Regions from separate parts of the Homo sapiens genome. Here region 2 is linked to region 1. The links are chromatin loops, found by intact Hi-C in ENCODE. Cell type or tissue: chondrocyte. All regions are shown on one strand. Links, peaks and the distances in the headings refer to the core of each region. The heading gives the core; the rest is flanking DNA. Region 1 holds the start of HMGB3 (high mobility group box 3). Region 2 has its middle 86 kb from the start of MIR4330.

What was found. A loop is a pair of places that touch in the nucleus more often than their neighbours do. Peaks named below come from ENCODE experiments on the same cell type or tissue, not always from the same donor. Only the 100,000 strongest peaks of a DNase experiment are listed, where the experiment ranks them.
Region 2: a loop joins it to region 1, with 2.6 times the contacts of the local background. A loop is called at or near these places in 10 of 110 quality-filtered maps.

Annotation. Positions count from the first base shown.
Region 1 is chrX:150,979,097-150,987,427 of GRCh38, reverse strand. It overlaps HMGB3 (high mobility group box 3), which reads right to left and starts at 4,093. Exons shown (of 5, transcript NM_005342.4): 1 at 4,052-4,093; 2 at 1,679-1,833; 3 at 1,238-1,377; 4 at 126-300. The coding sequence starts at 1,828. RefSeq lists a silencer at 4,063-4,262 and an enhancer at 4,384-5,079. In chondrocyte, for the core only: a CTCF peak has its summit at 3,696; DNase peaks (open chromatin) are centred at 2,767 and 4,357.
Region 2 is chrX:151,077,652-151,085,982 of GRCh38, reverse strand. No RefSeq gene overlaps it. Among named protein-coding and RNA genes, the nearest start is that of MIR4330, 86 kb to the left of the region's middle. In chondrocyte, for the core only: CTCF peaks have their summits at 3,236 and 3,440 (motif pointing right); a DNase peak (open chromatin) is centred at 3,462.

The DNA.
Region 1 (8,331 bases), core at 1-8,000:
CAGGGGGATGGGCCCTTGAGCGCTATGCTAAGTACTCAGCCCAGCAAAGCTGCCACATGCCCTGCAACCTACTGATAGCAGAACCACTGCCTGTTCACCAGTCCAGGCTTCCAGCCCCACCTTACCTTCTCATACTTCTCCTTCAGCTTTGCCGCCTTAGTGATGTAAGGCTGCTTTTCACTGTCATTTAAATTATTCCACATCTCACCCAGCTTTTTTGCCACGTCTCCAATAGAGATGCCGGGGTTTGTGGATTTGATCTTGGGGCGGAATTCTGAACAGAACAGGAAGAATCCAGACCTTGGAAGAATTACATACATTACATGAGAAACCACAAAAAATTTGAGTTAAAGTTGAAATCCCACATTCCTGAGAAGCATCTCCCTCCTACCACTATGACTTCTCCCTAAAGTGAAGTAATCTATGATACCATATACAATGCTACAAAGTTGTAGGTTCTAAAATATATAAGGTTAGAAAAATATGTGGTGCGCGGCTCACGCCTGTAATTCCAGCACTTTGGGAGGCCGAGGCAGGCGGATCACCTGAGGTTGGGAGTTTCAGACCAGCCTGACCAACATGGAGAAACCCCGTCTCTACTAAAAATATAAAAAAAATTAGCCGGGCATGGTGGTGCATGTCTGTAATCCCAGCTACTCAGGAGGCTGAGGCAGGAGAATCACTTGAACCCAGGAGGTGGAGGTTGCAGTGAGCCAAGATCACACCTTGCACTCCAGCCTGGTCAAGAGCGAAACTCCATCTCAAATATGTATGCGTGTGTGTGTGTATGCATATATAAAATATATGCGTATATATACGCGCATATATATATGGTGCTCTGTGTGTGTGTATGCATATATAATACATATGCGTATATATACGCGCATATATATATGGTGCTGTCCCAGTCTTTCAATTACTAGGAAAGGCATAAAGAACATACTTCAAGGACCCTGACAACCAAAACTAGAGTGCCTCCTTCACAATGGAAAGGCCAACAGACAACCACTGTGAATGTGCAAGCACAGCCCACAAACACTTCAGCCTTAACCACAGACAACGCTGGCACTGCATCGTAAAGCCCAAGTACAGAATGGTTTGCAGAGGTATTGCCATCTTTTAAGTATCTTTTAAAAAATATTTCATTTTGAAATGAAATACAGGACGACCAAAAAACCAAATCCTCCAAGCAGAAGAAAAGGTATTAATTGTTATCTTGAATCCTATAGTCACTTACGGTGGCCTTTTGGGAGCATTAGGATCCTTCTTCTTCTTGCCTCCCTTAGCTGGTCCATAATCCTTCATTTCCCGATCATAGCGCACTTTATCTGCCTTTGCCATTTCATCAAATTTAGATTTCTCTTTCCCGGACATCGTCTGCAAAGAACAGGACTCGTTAAATCCCTCGATGCAGTGAACACATACCTATTCAGTTTCTTGTGATTAAACTAGCAGTTGCTAGAACCACTTGCAAAAGGGGGTAGGTAAAGGCCTGAAACCTGTGCAGGGCCTTAAAAAAATAAAAGCACACACACAAAATTCTTAAGACAAGCAAAAATGATTCTAAGTAAAAGTAAAAGAGGAAGCAAGCAGCTATCTGGGAGAAAATCTGAAGGTAAGTAACCCCAAAGTAAGAAACCCAACTAAGACTAGTTTGAAGGGTACCAAAGAAAAATACCTTCCACCTCTCAGAGCACTTCTTGGAAAATTCCGCAAAATTGACAGGGACCTCTGGGTTTTTCTTCTTATGTTCTTCTCTGCATGTCTGCACAAAGAAGGCATAAGCGGACATCTTGCCCTTTGGTTTCTTGGGGTCACCTTTAGCCATCCTGACTGTGATAAAAGAGAAACAAAGAAATACAATGAGGAAAAGCAAGGAGGAATTGACAAGAAGTACAAGACGTACCAAAGGCAGAGCAAAACTAAAACTACACTTGCTGTTAGGAAGTCCCCTTCCCCCAATGCCGGACACCAGTGGCAGAAGGCAGAGTAGGAAAGAAATCAGCTTCATTGTCGCTTGTCATTTAACTTTTGACCAGCACGAAGCGCGCTGGTTTGCGAGTTACTTCTCAAAAGCGATCAAGTGCTCCAAATGGAGCCGACCCAAGTAGGGTACTCAGTGTTACGTTTACAGAACTGCTATGTTTTGGAAACTACAATCACAAAGTGGGAAGGGTAGAGAGAGGACACATTTGGTGGGGGTGATAGAAGCTTGAAATCTATGACTTAAGACTATCTGGTCATCTGCTAACTGTTAACACAATTAAAAACAACAACTCTTACCACTGCTGAACACAAGACCAAAGCAGGAGAACTATACGTAGGGGACATCTGAAATTGTCACTATTGTTGATGTGTTTTGGCTTACTAAAAAAACGGCTTTACAACACGGGAGATCTGGAAAGTGAGCAGGTACCCCCGTACTATTAGTTCAATTCATCACTTCGTCACTATCTAAAGGGGGAGGGTGTATAAAAAGGGCTAGTCGTGCTCATCTGTAACCCAGAATGCAGGTCCAGCCGAGAACACTTTCTCCAAAGTTTCCAAATAAAAATGCAGCTGCGGCATGTCATCGTCCCTGTCCCACCCCCCAGCTTCCCGCCATCTTTTCCTTTTCCCACACCCAAGGTCATCATGTAAAACTAAAGAGCTCCCCTTGGCAGCAGCCGCCCAGGAGGCTGCCCAACAGAGACCCGCAGCGGCGGCCCGGGCGGGGCGGGACCGGGAGCGGGGGAGTCCCGGCCGGCAGCAGGCAGCCCGCCTCGGCCCCCGTGCCGGGTCACCGGGACACCCGTAATTCACCTTCCATTTTGTCAAAAGCCTCCTGATGAAAGAAAGTGCCCCTGAAATCCGCCGCTGTCATCCCCGGGGGACGCGCGGGGCCGGGGGCGGCGGCGGTGGCGGTGCGCGGGGGGTGTGCGGCCGGGCCGGCGGCAGCCGCGGCACTGGTGGCGGCGTCCGCCGCGCCTCGGAGTCCCACTCGCTAAAATGGCTGATCCGCGCGCGGCCGGCGCGGGCGGCGGCGACAGCGGCGAACAAAGCGGCCCGGGCCCCGCCGCCGCCGCCCGCCCGTCGGCCCCCACCCCGCCCCGCCCCGCCCCGCCCGGGCCGCCCGGGGGCTCGGGGGCCCGGGCCGGACCTCCCCGCCCCCCGGCGCGGGGCGCACTCCTCGGGATAACAAAGGCGCCCGTGCAGCCATGACGCTCGGCCGCTCCAGGGCCCGCAGCGGCGCCCCCGGCCCTCCGAGCCGCCCGCCCCGGGCCGCGGGCGCCGGGGCCGAGGCCGGAGCCCGCCGGGCGCCCCGCCGACCGCTCCGCCCGCCTCCCCTGCCCTCGCCGGAGGCCAGCGCCGCGCCAGCCATGTTAGCGGCGGCGGCGGCGCCGGGCGGGCGGGAGGCGAGAGGGGGGCGGCCGGCCCGCGCCCCCCCGGGCCACCGGGCGCTCCGCGACGGCCATGTTAACGCAGAGCCAGCGGCGTAGCCTGCGGGCCCGCGCGGCGCCGGGCCAAGCCCGGGAGCGAAGTTTGCCCGTGCGGCGGCCCCCGGCGGGCACCAGCCGCGCAGCCCCCGGCGGGCACCGGCCGCCCGTTCCCCAGCGGAGTCCGTCGCGGGCCGGGGAACTCCCGGCCCCCTTCCCGCTGCCGCCGCCCAGCGCCCACAGCCCGCAGCCGCCCCTCTGCTCGCCCAGCCGCCGCAGCCGCAGCTGCCCAAACATCTGGCCTCGGGGGCCCTGGGTTCCCGGCTGCGGCCCCTGGGGCCGCCACGGGCGGGCGTCCGCCGAGGGGGCCGACCCCCGAAAGCGGGGAGCTCGGGGAACGCGTTGGAAAAGTTGAAACACCTGAATTGCTTCTTCCTTCCCGGCCGCCTAGCAGGAGGGAAGGCGGAGGGGGCGGGAAGGGAATGGGGAGTAGAGGCAGGGGGAGGCGGCGGCAGGGCGCGCTCACGGCGGCGCGGGCCGGAAAGTTGTGCGGGCGCTGCGGCGGCGGCGGCGGCGGCGGCGGCGGCGGCGGCGGCGGCGGCGGCGGCGGCGGGAGCGGGCGGTGCGAGACGTACCTGTATTGTTCGCTAGTCTGGGCAGCGCAGGGCACGACGCGCGGCTCAGCGCTCCCCAGCCTCGCGCTAGCTGCCTCCACGAGAGCCGCCTGATTGGCCAGCGGGCTCTGCCGTTTAAAACAGCCTCCTCGCCTGGCCATTGGCTGCGGGCCTCATGCATATTAAGCAGGCGTGGACGCCCATTGGGCGCGGCTGCTGGGATCATTCATTCAAACAGAACGACCCGCCGGCGCCGGCTACGGAGGCCAAACAGGGAAAGACCTAGTCTCGCCTGCCCGCCCCGCCCACCTCGCCAGCCCCCTCGGGGAACAGAACTGGGATCGCCAAGGGCTTTGAAGAGGTGGCCCTGCGATTCCCGGAGGCCTCGGCCTCTGGCGTGGGAAGATGAAGTCCAGCCCCGCTGCGCTGCCCTCTGCTCCCACCGCACCGCGGCCTTGGCGCCCCTGGCCTGCAGTCAGCTCCCCTGCCCGGGGAAACACCCCTGGGCCCACCACGAAGGGCCGATGGTAGACCACCTCTACCCGGTTCGGCCGCGGCGCCGCGACAGAAACGCGGCGGCAGCTCGCTCCTCGATGCCTGGCGGAGGGCAGCTGCTTGCTCGCCAAGACCTCGGGATTTAGTCCTCGGATCTCGCTGCCTATCCGAAAGCCACCTGATTCCGCTTCTGCGGATCGTGCTCAACTAGGCTCTTTCCACTAAATGCCAGAAGGTCTTTATTTGCGCCCGAAATTGCGGAACCGACGGGCTAAAAGAGGAAAACAAAATTTGGCAAGAGCAGAGAATTTGTGAGAAATTGTAGTTTTGTGGGCAAAGAATAACACTTTTCTTCTTACCCTCTTCACTGTCTCGGTTCAAGGCCCTCATTCCCTCTGCTCTCCTGACACACCCTAGAGCAAAGAATTAAAGCTTCGGGAATGAATGAGTGAATGAATGAATGAATGGGATTTGACTTGATCTCCACTTTGCCATTGGCTGGTGGTATGGCCTTGAGCTAGTCACTTCTTTGGGGATTCAGGCAATGTTTTTCAAAGTATAGGAGCCGCAGTGTCACTTCTGTAAGGGATGTTCTGAAATTCGTGGGGCCGGTGCCTGGATGACTGGCAGGTGTTGCTGGAATTCAATAAGAGGAAGGAACGGCCGGGGATACTAAATATCCTACATTGCATAGGACAGTCCCACGCAAGGAAGAAATACTCCACTTCAAATGCAAGTATCAGCCCTATTTGGAAAGAAAGTATCTGAGGGCCCTTGCCTGGAAAGAATGAAAGGGTGAGAAAAAGAGCAGTTTAAAGATTGACAGTTGGAGAAAATAATGCAAAGGAAGAGATGTCATGAGTTTGGTTTTTCTTTTCTTTGAAAGGCCAAGAGATCCAGCTATTTATGAGTCCTATATTCAGAAATAAGCCCCACCAGAACATGAATTTTCCAAATGCTGCTTCCAGAAACCGTGGCTGAGTTTGAGGTGTGCAAAGGATCTGGCTTCACAGGGCACCTGCTTCTTCACCCCTACGCCCCCTCTTACCAACTCCTCTGAGCCTCCCAGCCAAGCCTGAGCCCCTGAAGCTGGTGCTGTTGGCTCCCATCATCAAGGTTCCAATCCAGATCAAAAGGCAAAGATAGAGGCCAAGCGCGGTGGCTCATGCCTGTAATTCCAGTACTTTGGGAGGCTGAGGCAGGCGGATCACGAGATCAGGAGTTCAAGACCAGCCTGGCCAATCTGATGAAGCCCCGTCTCTACTAAAAATACAAAAAAATTAGCCAGGTGTGGTGATGCATGCCTGTAGGAGGCTGAGGCAGGAGAATCGCTTTAACCTGGGAGGTGGAGGTTGCAGTGAGCCAAGATCATGCTACTGCACTCCAGCCTGGGCAACAGAGCAAGACTCCGAAAAAAAAAAAAAAAAGGCAGAGATAGTGCTGCTTTTGACAAGAGCAGGCAGGTATTGTGTCACTAACCCAGGTCCCCACTACAGACTCAGGAGTTCAGAGATCTTAAGGCCACCTCATCCATCCCTCTGTCCTGTTAGAACCAGCTTAGTGGTTGCCTGCCTTCTGCTTGCATACCTCCACTCATAGGGAGCTTACCATCTTCCTTCATGGCAGTTCCTTCCATCTCCAGCCACCTCTGAGCCTTAAGGTCAACATCTCCACACAGGGTAATCCCTCACCCTTCAGATAGTTCATGGCAGGCCAGGCCTTTTCTCCAGACAGACAGCCCCTCCCTGCTCCTTCTACAAGCAGTTTCCCAGGGCCTGACCTGCCCAAGCCACTCCCTCTTCCCCTGTCTCCACAAGGCCTAGAGGGGAGCAGGGTTTCCACAAGTGATCTGACCAATACCTCGCCTCTGCCAGAGCACCCTAGCCTCTCAAGGTTGCCAGGCCTTTCTAGACCAGAGATTCAAGTTGGGGTCCAGCTACTGCCCAGCAACTGCCCACAGTGGCAAGTGACACGGCACAGTTGGCAGGCACCTTGGTGGGGGAACCAGGGTGGTGGGCCCTTGGATGGATGACAAGGGTCACACAAGCCCATGCCAACTCACAAGCAGCACATGTATACACGTACTCACGTATGGGCACACCCAGGGCATTCCCAGAGGCAGCAGCTTCAAGGGCAAACCAGAGAAATAAGAGCATCTCCCAACCCAAACTGGCCCCCAGTTGCCACCCTCAAGATCCATGCTTCCCTGCCCCACTGCCCCAACCCTGCCCATTGACCATCTATTTCTCCCCACATACTTCGAATGATGAAAGGATTGCGCTTACGCGCAGGAAGTATTTCCATCCTTTGCATAGGAAATATTTCGATCTCTGCTCTCAAGAAAGCTACCTCTTATATGGAGCTGAAGCACTTGGCCTGAAGCTGAACTACAAACTGGTCATCGTCAGAACATGAACTCACAGAACATGACTATGACATCACTGAGTGACAGAGATCCAAAGATGGCTCCCTGCTCCTCCCCATCCCCCCAGCCACCCACCTACCAATGGAGGCTCCTCACAGCCAGATTTTCTCCTTAACACCTGCCCGTGTGCGGCGACATGCCTGAGCAAGGCCTGTGGCCCAGTGGGCTCCTGCCTTAGCAGAAACTTTCATGTATATGTATTGCATGTCTACTAATCAGTAACAGAAGGGAGATGAGATGGAGTGGGGAGTAAGGCTGGAAGGAAGGGACAAGATAGAGGCTTTGGGCTCTGTCACTGATTTCCTGGTATGCCTTTTCACATGTCACCTGAGGGCTCCGAGCCTCAGTGTCCTCTATCAAAGGTGATTCCACCCGCCTCATCCACCCAGACCACTGCCAGTCTTGGTGGTGAGGGAGACTGAGTGAAGACGGTCTGCTTGTCACCAGTCAAAGGCCAACCAGGAGAGGCCTAAAGACTAGTTTGGAAGGTGAAAAAAAGAAAGAAAAGGTGACAGAAAGCCAGGGATGCCTGGGCACACCCTAGACTCAGGGAGCCCAAGGCAGGCTGCCTTCTCTGCAGCAAAGCTCAATGCCCGTTAGCTTGAGGATACCTCCAGCAGCAGCACCCAGGTCAGCGTGCAAGGGCTTGAGGGAATGAAGGATACTCTAGGCCTCTGCCCGGGCCCTACCTGGAAACAGGCAAAGCCCATCCACACAGGAGAACCTCAAACCAGAATCCCTTAAGCTGCTTGGCTGCCTAGAGAAGTTACGAAAACATTAAATAAGAAATGGGATGAAGTGTGGCAAATGCTATTTAAAGAGGTTTTCAGTTCCTGTCAGTTCAAGGCCCCTAAAAGACTAAGGGGAATCCTCATCGTTCAACAAAAATGAAACCCTGGTCCCCTGGCCCACTGCCTACACACTCCACCCACCCTCCCACAGTTCCCAAAGTCTTCATTTGAGTACCTTGGGCCAACCCAGCCTCCTTTTAAGAATCATGCCTGGCCGGGTGCGGTGGCTCACGCCTGTAATCCCAGCACTTTGGGAGGCCATGGTGGGCAGATCACCTGAGGTCAGGAGTTCAAGACCAGCCTGGCCAACAAGGTGAAATCCCATCTCTACTAAAAATACAAAAATTAGCCTGGTGTGGTGGCACCTGCCTGTAATCCCAGCTACTCAGGAGGCTCAGGGGGGAGAATCGCTTGAACCTGAGAGGCTGAGGTTGCAGTGAGCAGAGATGGCGCCACTGCACTCCAGCCTGGGTGACAGTGTGAGACTCCGTCTCAAAAAAAAGAAAAAGAAAAAAAAAAAGAATCATGCCTGTAGGCCAAATGTGGTGGCTCACGCCTGTAATCTCAGCACTTGGGGAGGCCAAGGTGGG
Region 2 (8,331 bases), core at 281-8,280, 98 kb before region 1:
AAACTGTGAAGATATTTGCATCTCATGTGAATGCTCAACAAAGGGGAAAAGCCCCTTATAAAACCATCAGATTTCATGAGAACTCACTAACACGAGAACAGCATGGGGGTAACCACCCCCATGATTCATTTACCTCCACCTGGTCCTGCCCCTGACACGTGGGGATTATTACAATTCAAGGTGAGATTTGCATGGGGACACAGAGCCAAACCATATCAGTAGCCATAGGCTCAATGACATTAACCACTAGAATGTGACCACCTTGGTTTGAGGTTTTGTTCTGTCACTTCTGTCTACGATCCTGGGCAAGTTACTTGATTTCTGTAGGCCAAAATTCCCTCATCTATAAAATGAACATTGTAATAAATACCTAGCTCATGGTATCATGGGGATAACTAATAATAGTACAAAATACTTTGTGGTACTTACTCTATGTCAAGCCCTTCGCAGGTATTTGAATCTGTGATCCTCATGACAACTCTATGAAGTTGGGACATTCTATCAATTTGGACACCGAAGTGTGGAATAAGTGGTTCACCCAAGGTCACCCAACCAGTCAGTGGCAGTGATCCAATTCAAATACAGGTAGTCTAACCGTAGAGCCAGAACAGTTAGCCCAACTCTTGGCAGCCTCCACCTGAGAAGGTGTATGCAGCATGCTCAGCAATATGGCTAGTACATATAAAGTGCAGTCAATGCTGTTTGTTGGTATAGTAAGGGTCAAATGACACTGACTGAGTCTGACCTGAGGGCAGAACAAGAGACTGAACACACATCTCAGGTGATTCTGGAGCACTCCAAGGTGGCTGAGAAAATTTGGTAGGGGAATGGGGTGAGTGACTACTTGAGGCATCTGGGTTGATGGGGTCATAGGTCCAAGGTCTCTGATTTGTGGCACAACCCTGGAGGAGTCCTGAGGTTAAGCTTTCTGACATCCTGGAAGAATAAGATATGGCATCAGTAATTAGTTTGTTTTAGAAGAAACATATATATTTCTTGCACATTAATATTTCTGAACTGAAATTCAGACCCATACTCATGAGAGTTGAGAACCTCTGGTCTAGCAAATATAAGGCAAAGATGTTTTTCTCAGCTCCCTCTTCCCCCTCTGAGCCAAGAGCTCTAGGATGCCAAATGGTATGGCTGGGCCCTGTGGTCCCTGAGGCAGATCCAGGACCAAGGGAGATAGCCTCAGGTGGGCTCCTCCAGGAGGCAAGAGCAGAATCCCCTTTACTTGGGAGCTGGACCTGGTACCTTCATACTCCCACCATGAGCTGCTCTGCTGCCCTGGAACCACTGATTTATGCCCTTTCCCTGGCATAAACCCCTGTGTCACTTGCACCCTCTGTTTTCCCAATTGTTTTCCCATTTCTAAATGGCTGGCATCCTCTATCATTACCTGACCCCCAGCTTGAAGCAGACGGCACAAAGTTAATAAGTGACAGACAAAAAGCAAAGCTACTCAGCTCTTATTTTGCATCCACACTTCCCCAAAAGAAAGGTCTTCAAACAGGAAAGACTAGAGTGATTCTCAATCAGTAGAGGTACAATCTACTGGGAGCCCAGAGAAGGAGATTTCCCCAGGCAGTATTCGGAAAGGGGCATGTAGGTTTCATGAATGTCACAGTTACTGGTGTTGCGGAATGTGCTGCTGGCATATAGAGGGTAAGGGCCAGACATGTTATAAGTCCTCCAAAGACCTTACAATGGGGAATTCTCCCACCCAAAATGCCAGTAGCATTTTGTTGAGAAACACTAAAACAAGCTTAGTAGAAAAGGAGTTCTACTCCAGAAGACAGTGGATGGCTAGAGTCCTCAAGGCCCATGCAGCAGCAGGACCGCCAGGGTAGGGGTGCACTGAAGGTGTTAGAAGACAGGGGTTAAAGTGGTACATGGTGGGGGCTGGTATGAATTGGGTGGACAATGAGGCAGGAGGGGCTGATAAACCCATAAGAGGGGCAGAGGGCATAGCATGGACAAAGAGTGTGTGGCTCTGTGAGGACCAAAAGACTGATGTCAATGGGAAGTTGGAGAATGAGGTAGCAAGCAGGGTCTGGGGCACTAGTGCCTTTGTAGGTCATGGAAAGGAGTTTGCACTAGATCTGAGTGGCCATGAAACCTGTGGGGGAGGGGGAGATCATGAGGTCAAATTTGAACACAGTGAGTGGGTGTTGGTTATGGGACATCCATGTGGCAATGCCCCCATAGCAGTGGAGTATATGGTTCTAGAGCTCATGAGAAAGGGCACAGCTAGAGGTAGGGGTATCAGTTCAGGCTGCACACAGTGGCAATTCAAGTCCTGGGTGTGGACAAGCTTGGTGGTAAGGCAGTGTGGGAAGAAACAAGGGAAGGAGTCCAGAACAGAGACCCACCTGAGGGACAGACAATCCTACAGTGGAGAGAGAGGTCATGGGAAAGCCAAGAGAGGGTGGTGTCCTGGAAGCCTGCAGAAGACAGCTTTCAGAAATTGAAGAGGAGCCATAGGCCAGAGCGGTCAAAAGGTCTCAGAAGACAGAGGTTCTTTGAGTCTAGAGGCAGGGCCCAGAACCCAGCAATGTGCCTGGCACAGAAAAGGTGCTCCAGATTTGTGGAATGAGGGGATTAATGCTCCGACATTCCTTATCAATAAACAGCACAGGCAGCAGCACCTCACATATTTGTTTGCCACAGGGCACCCCTAAGGTGTACTGGGCCCCTGTCTATATAGACTATTTGAGTTACCAAAATCCGTGTGTCGGTACCAGCCTGATGACCTAATCTGTCTCGCTCCTATGAAAGAAATACCTTGCTGGCCAGTGGGAGCAATCTTTTTTCCCAAAAACACCCTCAGCAGAGGCCAAGCATGGCGCCCTGGGATGATTCCCATAGGTGGGAGTCCTGGAGCTTCTCAGGATATCTGACTGCAGGGGGTCAGGTGGAAAATAGAGGACTGAAGGGAGCCCAGAGAAGGGAAACCAGTACCAGGTTTCATGCAGGTCCGTAGTCTGGGCTTGGGGTTACCTTCTGGTCGGTCCAGAGGTTCCAGGAGCTGGTGGGGAGCTTCCTGCTTAGAAGGCACTGGAAAGCATGGGGCCCCTGAAACACGGGGCTTGCTCAGGCTCAAGGGCAATAATGACCGCCCAATCACCCTGTGAAGTGAGTGCTATTGCTCCCATTGAACAGTCCACATAGCTGAGACTGGGAAAGGGAAAGTCAAACTGTGACTCTATGTGTAGAAAGATCCCCAAGAGATGGTCAGAAAGGGGCTGTGGACGAGAAACCGATTGCAGCCAGGAGAGGGGAGCTGCGGGAGCTGCTGCGCTCTCTTGGAGCCTCGCTCTTCACCGCCTCCCTATACCCACCTCCCTCTCCTGACGCCCTCCAACCTTCACTCCCCACGCGCCCCGCCCCACGTGAAATAAATTCCAAGACCGCAGCGCAGCCTGCAGTGCTTAGGCTGACCACAGGGTGGCGGGCGCCCCTGCGCTGCCGCCCGCCGCATTTGTATTCTGAGCGAGCCGCCGCGTGCATTATTAAAGTCCGGACTCTGCGTGCTTTCCTGCGTCGGCGTCCTCTGCGGAGCTGGCTCAGCGCAGCGGGAGAAACTGGCTTCTGGCTAAGCCGCAGTCCCTCGTGTCCTGGCTGGAAGGCCCCAGAAGTCACCTGGCCTCTCCTTACTGAGGGATGGCACCCAGAGGGGGACAGGGCCTTGCTCAAGGCCACGGCGGTGCAGCCAGGACCAGAAGCCCGGTCTCCTGAATACTGACCCTATACACAATTCTGGATGTCCCTGGAACTGCACGATGGACTTAAGGCTTGCAAAGGCCCTCCAACTAGCCCTTTCCCTGGAGTTTGCTGCCACTCTCACCCCCAAGCTTCCGAGGTACGCTGCTTCCTCCCCCTCCAGAAAGCCTCCTGCCCAGGTGTACCTACAGACCCCCTTTCCTGAGCTCCTCCATGGGGGCGGGGGTAAGAGGCTGCAATCTTCTCACATTTCTGTTCAGAGCACGCCAGGAAAGAAAGATGAGAGAGCCTTCTCCATTCTCCTTCTGTGTGTCCTGAAGTCTTCCAGAGACTGCCATTAATAACAGGCAGCTTCTGAAGGCAGCTAGGCAGTCAAAGAGCAGTAAGCCTTCCTTCCCACCTGTCTTCCAGGCCAGGAATCCGACCCCTGCTCCCCAAACAGACCCCCACGTCCTTGGACCCAGATTCCCCCACAGCTGTGAAGGATTTTTCATGTTTAGCCTCACTCTGGGAGCAGCAGCCTCTCCTTAGGGTCTGCCTTTATAAGAACCTGAAGGACTAGACCCCGCGCTCACGCTTAATATACACGGCCAGCTCCAGGGGAGTTGGAAGCCAAATTGAACCCTCAGTAGCAAAAAAACATTGTCCACTTACAGCTTTAAAACCTACCCTGCTAAATTCCTGCCATTATCTTAGAGGCAGGTTTCTCAATTCAGCAGCTCAACCCAGCGAATGGGACAAGTCATCATCATTTCTCACCTGAATTACTACATTAGCTAGCTTCCACCCTTGCAGCTTTACAATCTATTCCCAGTATAGCAGCCAGAGTGATTCCATTCAAACACACGTGAGGACCCACCCCTCCTCTGCTCAAAAGCTTGCACGGGCTCCCATCTCCAACAGAGTCAAAGCCTAAGTCCTTGCCATGGCCTGCGAGGCCCTGTATGTCATCTGATGCTATCACCTTTCTATCCACTCACCCTACTCTCCTCCCTTTGCTCTCTCCCAATCAGCCACACAGGCCTCTTTGCTGTTCCGCAAACCTGCAGGCGCATGCCCGCTTCGGGGCTTTGCTCTGCCTATCTCCTCTGCTGGAATGCACCTCCCTTTGATGTCAGCTTCATCCTTCAAGGCTGCTCAAATGACATTTTCTCACTGAGGCCTTCCCTGACCACTCCATTTAATGCTCGTAACATCCCCCGCATCCTGCTCTTCTTTTTTTCATAGCACCTGCTAACATATGTACATACTATTTCCTTATTTATGATGCTATTAATATTATATGTCTCTCTCTATCTGCTGTCCCATAAACCTCAGAGGGCAGAGATATTTCTTTGCATCACTGGTGTATCTCAAGTGTCTAAACCAGCGTCAAATGAGTGAATGAATGACCATGTGCTGATTGCATCAGCAGTCCTTGGAAGCCCTAAAAGGTTATATATACTTATAACTCCCTACCCTTGTGGCTCTGGGAGAGTCAGAGCTGGTTTAGAGGAGCGTACTCTCAAGGGGCTCACAGACGGGCCTGTGAATGCTTTTAATCAGAAATTGTCTCCAGTCCTTGCCACAAACAAATGTGAATTCATGGTGGTAGAGAGGTTAATGTTGATCGGAGACTCTAAAAACAATTCAGGGGTCAAAAGCATGTCTTTTAGCCAGAAGGTGCTCCTGGAAATTCACCACCATTGCTAAAATTGTTTTTCAGTGAAAATGGACTCTAAGGTTAAAAAAAAATTAAAAGCACTTTGGTAACGCGACTCCAAATTCCTTAAAATGGCCTAAACTGAAAACATCATGATGGTCCCACTAGAAGGACCCACAACCAGTCTGACACATCATCCAATTATGTATGGGAAACTGTACTCTAACAGGACAGCTTCATCGTGAATAATGTCCAAAGGACAATTTCTAGAGCAATTGATCAACCCATATGCAATGCTTCATTGGGAGCAGATGTGCTCCTTGTTTTTCTCATTACCATGATTTACTGTCTTCTGAGCTTATTAAAGACAGAGGCTTGAGCCCACTTTGGTGTGTGTGTCCTAGGTGGGCGATGGGGGATGGATAGAATGAGGGAGGGAGACAAGAAGGGAGAACCAACCAAAGAGCTGGGGAGATTTCCACTCTGCGCTGGCAGCATGGATTCACCTGCTGGCACCCACAGCTGCCCTCATCCCAGGGGGCACCCAGTTGGCTGAACCTGGGCTGACAGGTTGATCCACTTTGTTGAGTGCTTCCCACTGGCCCCCCTTCAACACATCCACACATACACACACACACACACACACACACACACACACACACGTGCACATGTGCATGCATCCTTACTGCTACATGACTACCACCAAATGAGCACAGAAAGAGATGACATGGCTCTTGTCAGCTCCATTCAGGATATCAGGAATCTATTTCATCAAATTTAATAAGTTTGTGTGGTTTTGAATTTTCTTGTTCCACTGTCATATGAATCTAGATTTTCTTCCCCAGAGCTTGGGCTGTTTCACACATACACAGGCAAACTCACAGAAACACAGACACGTACACAGGCTTAAATACACATGCACACAGTCACACATATATACGTTTACACACACTTACACATATACACCAACACACTCATACACACACACACACACACATCACTCATAAACACTCACACCAAAAATCCCTCATGCCAATAATCCCTGGACTTTGGAAGGCCGAGGTAGGAGGATCACTTGAGGCTAGGAGTTCAAGACCAGCCTGGTCAACATAGCAAAACCCTGACTCTACCAAAGAAATATTTTTGTAATTAAAAATAAACAAAAACACACTTATTACAGGATCAAATACTGCAGGACAAAAATTACTTTTGTGGCCTAATGTTTTGGATTCTTGTATTTAAACTTTAAAAATCATGTAGTTATTATTTGAAATCTACAGATCTTGTGTCTACATGATTAGCTAAGAGACAACATTTAAGGCTGCTGTAGTTATAAACACTTTTCTCCAAAAACAGCTTGCTCATGTCTATTCCAAATAAATGAAAGACCAAATCATTTTGGTCCCTGCCACTATATTTTCTCTTCTTAACATTGTTTTTGAAGTAATAGAAATTTCTTAGTGTGTTTTATAGGAATTTTTGTGAGATGAATGTAACTTATATATCTGCTAAAAATCATCATGAGGTGAAATTGCAAAATCATTATCATTTTATCCTCCTCATTTGCTTGTATTTGAATATCATGTGGTCCTTATGTCTATGTCTTGAAGTAGTAGCCCTTTACGAATATAAATAGTCAATATTTTCTTTACAGAAGAATAAAATCAATTTAAACTGTATAATGAGTCAAAATGACCATGGGGAATAGAAGTATTTAGCTGAATTATAAACTGATATTAACCACATCTACAGTAAAACCCGCATTTTCACTCAACACTTATTGAGATACTTTCAAACTGGTCTGGTTTTAAAGGGGGAAATATTTAAATAATTTTTAATGTTGTTAATTTTAATTGAAATTAAACCAGGAGTTATCACCATCTTCAAGTTTATCAAACCCATAAAACACTGTCACAGACCCCTAAATAGGAAATGTTGGCTGAGGCTATGACACTCATTTCACAGGCAAGGACGTGTTTGAGACTTGGCTCTCCTACTACTATCCTATGGGACCCTGGTTAGATTGCTGCTTTTCTAGGCCTCTGTTTACTCAGAAGTAAAATGGGAAACATTCTCCTAGGTATCTTACAATTTTTTTAAATAATTTTAACCCAAATACGTCAACACAAAGAGCCCTGACTGCACCTAGACAGGCATGGATCTCAACAAGTGCTAAGCAGAATTTTAAAAATTGAATCACACCAAGGCACATAATCAAAAGGCTGAAAATCAGTAATAAAGGATAAATCTGAAAAACAGGAGAAAAAAATGACACATTACATGAAAAGGAACAAAGAAAATTTCTACTGATTTCCCATCAGAAACAATGCAAATCAGAAGAAAATGGAAACATGTCTTTAGCTTGCTGAAATTAAAAAATAGTCAACCAAGTCAACCTAGGCCAGGCACGGTGGCTCACACCTATAATCCCAGCACTTTGGGAGGCCGAGGTGGGTGGATCACATGAGGTCAGGAGTTCGAGAGCAGCCTGGCCAACATGGAGAAACCCCGTCTCTACTAAAAATACAAAAATTAGCCTGGTGTGGTGGCACACGCCTGTAGTCTCAGCCACTCAGGAGGCTGAGGCAGGAGAATCACTTGAACCCGGGAGGTAGAGGTTGCAGTGAGCCGAGATCACACCACTGCACTCCAGCCTGGGTGACAGTGAGACTCCATCTCAAAAAAAAAAAAAAGAAGAAGAAAAGAAAAGAAAAAATAGTCAACCTAGAATTCTTTATCTAGGACAAAATCCTTCAAAAAATGAAGATAAAATAAGGGCATTTTCAGATGAAAGAAAAAGCTGAGACAATCTGTCACCGACAGAACTTCACTATAAGAAATGTTACAGGTAGCCATTCAAGCAGAAGGAAAATTACACCAGATGGAAACTTAGATCTGCACAAAGGAATGGTAAGCATCACGAACAGTAAAATGTGGGTAAATATAAAAGACATTTTGAGAGCAGG